Regions from separate parts of the Homo sapiens genome. Here region 2 is linked to region 1. Evidence: read pairs that join two places in POLR2A ChIA-PET (ENCODE). Cell type or tissue: OCI-LY7. All regions are shown on one strand. Region 1 overlaps IMMP2L (inner mitochondrial membrane peptidase subunit 2). Region 2 overlaps IMMP2L (inner mitochondrial membrane peptidase subunit 2).

Region 1 (4,000 bases):
AGAAAAAGATGCTGACATTCAGGAAAGCAGCAGGGGAAGCAGTATCCTGTTCTCTACATTTTGGGCACATTAGAAAAGTGGTTCAGAAAATCCTGTACAAGACCCATAGCGCTACCCTAGGCCGAAGTGAGTCCACAACCACACATTCGGATACTCCAAAAAGATGCCAAGTGGTCCTTTTCATTGACAGGACTAGCAGTATCACTCCAAATGGTAAAATGTTAAAGTTGTAACTAGAGAATGTTTGATCTTTTTATTGCTGTTTTTAAAGGCAGATGTCCTGAGTGGTTCATTGTGGTTTCTACCATATAAACGTCATTTTACTCTACTGGTTACTTGGCTGTCATAAGACAGAAAATGAGCTGCCATAAGAAAAGCTGATGGAAAAGGAAAAAAATTACAAATATCTGATCCCATACCCAGGTCACTGTCTTCATCTAAGGCATAATTTATCTTTTCCAATGAAATATGTGTACATCTCAATTAATTATCCACTTACCCTCTACTAATCAGAAATAAGATTTGGTTCAGTAAGGCGGGGTGAAGGAATAAACTCAACCTACCAATTGCTCCACATGAATTTTTTTTTTTAATAGAGGCAGGGTCTTACTCTGTCACCCAGGCTGGACTGTGCAGCCTCCAACTCCTGGGCTTAAGCCTCCCGAGTAGCTAGGACTACAACCACATGCCACCACTCCCAGCTAATTTTTTTTTTTTAAGAAACAGGGTCTCGCTCTGTTGTCCAGGCTGGTCTTGAACTCCTGGCCTCAGACAAACCTCCCACCACAGCCTCCCAAAGCAGTGGGATAATAGGCATAAACCACCACTCCCAGCCTGCTCCACATGATTGATAAATAACCTGATATAATAATCTAGACAAGTCAATCTTTGCTGAATAAATAACTTCCCCATGAGTAATCCTTCCTATGCCCAGTTTTCCCCAATCCTTAATATCATTGCTCTTTTTAGACTCATACATTCATTCACTTAACAAACATAAACTGAATGTTTAAGATAAGGCAAATACTTTGTATGACTGGTTTTCTATTTGAAAATAGAGTGTGTGACTATACAAATACATATATACATAAAGGTACATCAATTTATATACATTGGCCCTATGTAACCCCCATTTGAGAATATTTCTAAGCATGCCAGCTACTCAAATTCAAGTGTGAAGGTATGTGTATTTGGGTGTGTGTGAATGAATGTATGTGAGAGACAAAGGCAGACAGAGAGAGGGAATGGATAAGAAGCAAGTAAAGTTACAGCAGACAAGGACATGAAAACTCATAAAAGACTCATGATAAACTGTAAATACATTTAAAGAAAAAGAATAACACAAGCCTTCACTCCCCTTCCCTGTGCGATCATAATCACTGCCCATCAACTTCTCTGTCCATATCATGTGTGCTCCCTGTGTTCCTTGAAGGTTATGTATAACCAAGATCTACCTTTAATGTGTTTGGCAAAAATATCTGTGCCATAAACTATTAGCTGACAAGCAATTATATTCTACCTTGTAAAAGAAAATTAGGCATAAAATAACCCCACAAAAAGAAGAGAATGACTGTTTCACAAAAGAGGCAAAAGAGATTTAAACAAGATAATACCATAAGTTTCTATCTCACCATCCATTAATTTTAAATTTGATTTTGCTTCTTATATCACATAGCACTTATTCAAAAATAGCAGAAGAATACTTCTATCTATCTGTTGTCCTGTAAAAAGAAAAGAAAATACTATTATTTGTATTTCTTGTTCAAACACTCTAAGGATAAAAGTACTGTTTTCAAAAATGATGAGGTTCCTGCAGATAACATTTACCCACAGGATTTGAGGCTTTTTTGTGACATAAAGTGCAGAGTACTTTGAGGATGGTTACAGATGCAATGGCACAGAAAAGGCTTTTAACTTTGGCTCATTTCCTCTGACCACCATGTCTCCATTCTAAATTACAACCTCTCAAGCTACAGATCCTTTAAAACTAGCTTTTAAACCAGCTTTCTGTGGTATCATCACAAAATAAGAACACTTTGTTACTTGAAAATAAAAGCACAAAATTATTGGACTCAATAACTGTTCTCATTATTGCAAACCAATAAACAAGGTTCAACAAGAACTCGTTTTAGCTATTGCTTATCAAGCTGCCAAAAAATAAATCCAAAAGAAACCAAAGAAAAACCTGCCTTAACAATATAGATGGTTTCTTATTCATAAACTATCTTTAACATCAAAAATGGCTAGCATGTATGCCAGTGTTATTGCCTTGCATAACAGAATCTTAAGCTAAGCACTAAAGTTCTGTCATTCACATCTAGAATAATAATTTTTTTTACAAAAACTAAAATACGGCCAGGCGCAGTGGCTCACACCTATAATTCCAACACTTTGGGAGGCCAAGGTGGGCAGACAACGAGGTCAGGAGATCAAGATCACCCTGGCCAACATGATGAAACCTCATCTCTACTAAAATACAAAAAATTAGCCAGGCATGGTGGCGCGTGCCTGCAGTTCCAACTACTCAGGAGGTTGAGGCAGGGGAATCACCTGAAACCAGGAGGCAGAGGTTGCAGTGAGCCAACATCACACCACTGCACTCCAGCCTGGAGACAGAGCAAGACTCTGTCTTTAAAAAAAAAAAAAAAAAAAAAAAACTAAAATACTAAATAACCCCATTTTTAATAGAAATTTGTTTTATGATATAACCCATACCAAATGCTACCTGCTCAGCCAAATCACTTTTAGAGTCCACACAGCCCTTTATATCTAAAAGAAAATAATAAAAGTGCTAGGAAACAAGAAGTATCTGGGCCAGTTACCCTTGGTTAGGACTGAGAAATTAGCTGGCACAGACAGCAAGACCGGGACCAAATATTCAACCAGTTGGCTGGGGATAGTGGGTTGAGGTCAAGGAGATGACCCATACAGCTGTAAAATTAAGTATAAAAAGGGGAAATTGGGCAAACAAATAAATATACTGAGGATAATGGGAGCCAGGTTTTCTAATGTTGGAGAAGGAACCTACAAGTACAAAAAGGGGAAGGAAGAATAAACCCTGTCGTTTGGAATCGAGGAGATCAGTGGGAACATATATTTTTAGATAATCACTGATCAATAGATAGATAGATGGAGATGTATATGTATATATGTACGTACATATATACATGTAATGTACATATGTATTAGTCCGTTTTCATGCTGCTGATAAAGACATACCCAAAACTGGGAACAAACAGAGGTTTAATTGGACTTACAGTTCCACATGGCTGAGGAGGCCTCAGTATCATGGCAGGAAGCGAAAAGTACTTCTTACATGGCAGTGGCAAGAGAAAAATGAGGAGGAAGCAAAAGCAGAAACCCCGGATAAACACATCAGATCTCGTGAGACTTATTCACTACCACGAGAATAGCACAGGAAAGACCGGCCCCCATGATTCAATTACCTCCCCCTGGGTCCCTCCCACAACACATGGGAATTCTGGGAGATACAACTCAAGTTGAGATTTGGGTGGGGACACAGCCAAGCCATATCAATATATGTATGTACATGCATATATGTACATACATATATACATATAATGTGCAAATCTGTATTTCCTAGGTTTGTTCACTGAAAAGATCTAGAAGCAAAGACACCTCAGTAGTAAAGAGCAATCTTAGACCCAGTAGCAAAGAGCAACCTTAGCATCCACTAAAAGAAACCAGAAGTCTTTGGTAGCGCCAGGGCTGGGGCAAGAAAAGTACAAGATAAGCTTGAACCACACCTTTTAACATGAGGAACTGAGAACATAGCATCGCTTTTGTGGTAATAATGCCCAAAATAACAACTTATTCATAAGGAAACATCAGATAAACCCAAGTAGAGAAACAAAACATAGCTGTACTCTTCAGAAATGTCAAAATCATTAAAGATAAGGCAAGATTAATGAAGATTCCAGATTGAAGGAGAGCAAAGAGCCAGGGCAGCTAAATACAAGGCTTAGATTCTGGACATATA
Region 2 (4,000 bases), 140 kb after region 1:
GTAAAAGCAGTAACATATATGAAGGCCTAGGGGCAAAATAAAATGTAGCTGTTTAAGAAACTAAAATAAGTTCAGTTTGGATAGAGTATATACAGAATTTATTACGTGAATTTTTAATTCAGTAAGCATTTATTTGCTATCAAGCAGCAATGCTAAGTACAGAGGATATAAAGATGGCTAAGCATACAGTATAGTACCATTCAAAAACTCTCACTAAACAATACCTTACATTTCAACATACATTTATATGTGCACATAAAAGTATTTAAAATTGAATATTTATATTGTTTTAATTGTTTAATAACCACTCATATGTTACTTGTGTAATTATTAAAGTATACCAAAAGAGGGAAGAAAGCAGCATCAAAATGCTAGCAGTGGTTAATTCTATATGCTAGGAATGGAGACGATTACTATTTTCTTCTTTGAATTTTTGCTGGTTTCTAAAACAGAAAGATGGTATCTGCCCTAGGAAGTCACTATGATATACAGATAATACGGGGTAACACTAGTGTTAATTTCTATCCCATCACAATGAACAAACCACACTCTCACCCCAATCTCTGCTGCTCTAAGTAGTACAAATAACACTGAGCAAGATTCTTTCCTGTTTATGCAGCAATCAATATATTTAACTGACTATAATGTTGTTTATGTAGCCAGTGCAGGCTATCTATATTTCTGGAAACTTCTGGAAAGTTCTGTCAAATATTCGCTACTTTTATTTTAAGAGGCACAGAATGGAAACATGTCTTCTCTTTGCTGTTCATCATGCCCTGCATGCATGGACCTTCACAAAACAGCTGAGGATACCTGCAGGACAGAAACGGAATGCTTCCAAATATGATGCCACAGCTATCTTAGTTATAAGGTAGTATGCATGATTAAAATGTAAATTAAGGGGGAAACATTAATAAAAGTTGCATTAAATTCACATTTCCTGAATTGTGAGCCTCCTCTTCTTTTCCAGTAATGCTCTCCTACATTACTTCTACTCCATGTAGTCACTGGTCCCCAAAAAGGAGCATGGTAATGAGACTCAGGAGACCTGAGGTAGATATCTGTCTCTGTCTATAACCAGTTCCATGACTTTGAACAAGTCACTTCTGGCCTGTTTCCTCATGTGTGACAAGAAGGGGCTTATTTGGGAGGCCAAGCAAGAGGGTCACTTCAGGTCAGGAGTTCGAGGCCAGCCTGAGCAACACAGCAAGACTTCCATCTCTAAAAATTTAAAAATTAGCAAGGCATGGTAGCATACACCTGTAGTCCTATCTACTTGGGAGGCTGAGGTGGAAGGACTGCTTGAGCTAAGGAGTTTGAGACTGCAGTGAGCTATGACTGTGCCACCACACTACAGCCTAGGTGACCAAACAAGACCCTGTCTCCAAAAAGGGGGGGGGGGTAGATTTAATATCTAAGGTTCTTTCTAAGCCAGAATTCTTTATTTCTATAACTTTTTATTGTCTTTTAACTGTTTCTTAAGAACTTTGGCAGATACTAAAACAAACACTGAGATCACTATTGACTAAGAAAAAGTGAGTTGCCTTTATGGTTTGAGACTTTTTTAAGTATTGAAAATAAAAGAGAATTAACTTTTTTTAAACAACTGGTTAAAAGACCCAACAGTGAGGGAGCTGAAACCAGTGCCAATGATGTAAAAGAACATTTTAAATATAGATAAAGACCTGAACACCGTTGCTCTTTCACTTCTCATTTCCACAACCTGACTGCTGACCAGAGCATTGCTACCATCGCCTGCACAACAAAGTCAGGGCAAGTGTTTTTCTGAGAGATTATAAAGGAGCATGTGGGAGATGTCTCAATCTGATATGTGCTGATCCTGCTCCAAGCCAAGGAAGCAAGAGCAATAAAAGCTACCCTGGAAACAAGGTACAAGTGGTTGCTATTTTCAGAGGCTCAAAAGAAAACGCTCAATTCAGTCCTGTTTTATCTGAATTGTGAGGGGCACCTATATTTCATAATAATAAAACACTGTTAAAAGCTTCTATCATGTAAATACTAAAGAAGCCATTCATACATGAAGAAATGAACACAACATTTCTATGTTGTCATATCCAATAATTTTCTTAAAGTTTTATGGCATTCACATATTGGCAAAGTTAATGCACCTCCTTGTCTATGTAAATTGCCAAAGAATCATTCAGATGATCCGGTCTTTTGTTCACACCTTAAATGTTTAAAACCACCACAGTAATAAGTACCTAGCCCCGACTTCCTCTGGGAAAATTTCATCTAAGCAATAACAATCAGGTACTAAAATCACCCCCAGCAAAAAGGGAATAATTTTTATCAGTTACCTCATTCTTCTTGTAACTATGGAAGTCACTGAGGTTCAAAACACTGCTCCTGAGAAAATTATTGCTTAAAATTGTAAGTACACCCAGTTCATTGTTGAAGTGCTTAAACTGAGAATATTTTTTAAATAAGCTTTCAGAATCAAGTGAAACCATATTTGCCACCTGGCATACAGCACTTACAAGTGAGAGTTTCTTGGTGATGCTGACCTCAACCACATAACAACCCACACTGTAAATTTCTCTCCTTCCCGTAACAACTTGTGGCTTGATCATGCATTAATTCATCTAAAATTGTTCTTAAGCCTGCTTATATTTTAGCTTGTACAAAGTCACCAATCACTCATCCATGGCAACCAGGTGGATAAATCCACCACAAGTCATCCTAATTATAAAAACTATTTAAAAGTTGTGTGGGAGGTTTGAAGGTAAGAGGAAAATAATAAGTTATAAAGCAGTATCTTATGTAAAATGTAACCTTTCAATCATCATAAGCCTACACAAAATCAAGATTTTATTTATAAAGAGGAAACCATCAAACTATGAATATCAGAGAACACAAGAGTAGGGATCCAAGCAAATCTGACACACAATTCCTGAATCAGTCAGTATATGTGTACCTACCATGCACCATGGAATTGTGCTAAGAGATAAATATGTGTTATAGAACAAGGTCAGCATGGTCCTTTCTCCACGTAGAGTTTGCATTTTCATTCTTTCAACATTAAGTGCCTACTTTGTGCTAGACACTATGTTAAGACACCAGATTGACCAAGCCATACTTCCTCCCCAGAGGGACCTGTGACAAGGTCACAAGAAACAAGTATATGACCATAAATAATCCAGCTATCATCCTCCACGGATCTTTCTAGCAGCCCCTGGTACCAATAACCTGGCTCGGCAAACAGAGCCTAAGCATGTGAAAAATCAGGAGACATTTGGATACATGTGGTCTAATACAAGGATAAAAAAGAAAAACTGATGAATTACAACAATTTTGGTTCCACTGGAAGCAGATCCTGGCAAGTAATCTATAGAAAGCAATTTAAAAAATTTTTTCAGGACTATCTTGCTCCTTTCACATTATAAGTAAACAATATTTTATAAACAGACACTTAGTACTCTTTAGAACATGAATACCAGTATCAAATTCTTTATCTTTAGTCTTGTCTGACCTAGTAGTTCTCACTTGAAAATTCTCAGGAAAGACCAAAATGGCACATACACAAAAAAAGAAATAAGAAAGAAAGAGGAAAACCAGCCAAAAATAATAAAGGAGGAGAAATGTAATTATGTAAGGCATAAAGTTAGTCATTTTTTGGCAAAGATACCCAATAAAAAAGTCAACACTGATACAATGATGAAGCTAAGCCCTATAAAATTGCTTCTTTCATGGAGATAATTGTGACTTTCTGTTGGTAAACTGATAAGCATCTGGATACTAAGAGAAGAGAGGTTAAAACTGATGTATTCAATCTTAAGTCAGCAATATGTAAAAACAAATGAATTTGAAGGTCATGCTCTAGTACAACTGATGTAGAGAGAAAATACAACCAGGAAACAACTAGGATACAGAAATTCATAAAGGCTTCCTGATTTTTGGTAAGGACTCCTTCAACTTGCAAACATCATGCATTTATGCACACCCTTCCCTCTGATTCAGTGGAAAAGCAGGCCCCATCCTA

What was found. ChIA-PET counts read pairs that join two places held together with the same protein. Peaks named below come from ENCODE experiments on the same cell type or tissue, not always from the same donor. Only the 100,000 strongest peaks of a DNase experiment are listed, where the experiment ranks them.
Region 2: POLR2A ChIA-PET joins it to region 1 with 22 read pairs; 2 of 35 experiments call an interaction of 5 or more read pairs at or near these places.

The regions. Positions count from the first base shown.
Region 1 is chr7:111,385,343-111,389,342 of GRCh38, forward strand. The region is part of intron 3 of IMMP2L (inner mitochondrial membrane peptidase subunit 2); the gene reads right to left. It overlaps LOC124900232 (a long non-coding RNA gene), which reads right to left. Exons shown (of 2, transcript XR_007060475.1): 2 at 1-1,721. Among named protein-coding and RNA genes, the nearest start is that of IMMP2L, 180 kb to the right of the region's middle. In OCI-LY7, no CTCF peak of the experiment used is centred here; no DNase peak of the experiment used is centred here.
Region 2 is chr7:111,526,032-111,530,031 of GRCh38, forward strand. The region is part of intron 1 of IMMP2L (inner mitochondrial membrane peptidase subunit 2); the gene reads right to left. Among named protein-coding and RNA genes, the nearest start is that of IMMP2L, 34 kb to the right of the region's middle. RefSeq lists enhancers at 1,180-1,249, 1,570-1,619. In OCI-LY7, no CTCF peak of the experiment used is centred here; DNase peaks (open chromatin) are centred at 1,720, 2,530 and 3,030; H3K4me3 peaks cover 2,503 bases; H3K27ac peaks cover 2,939 bases.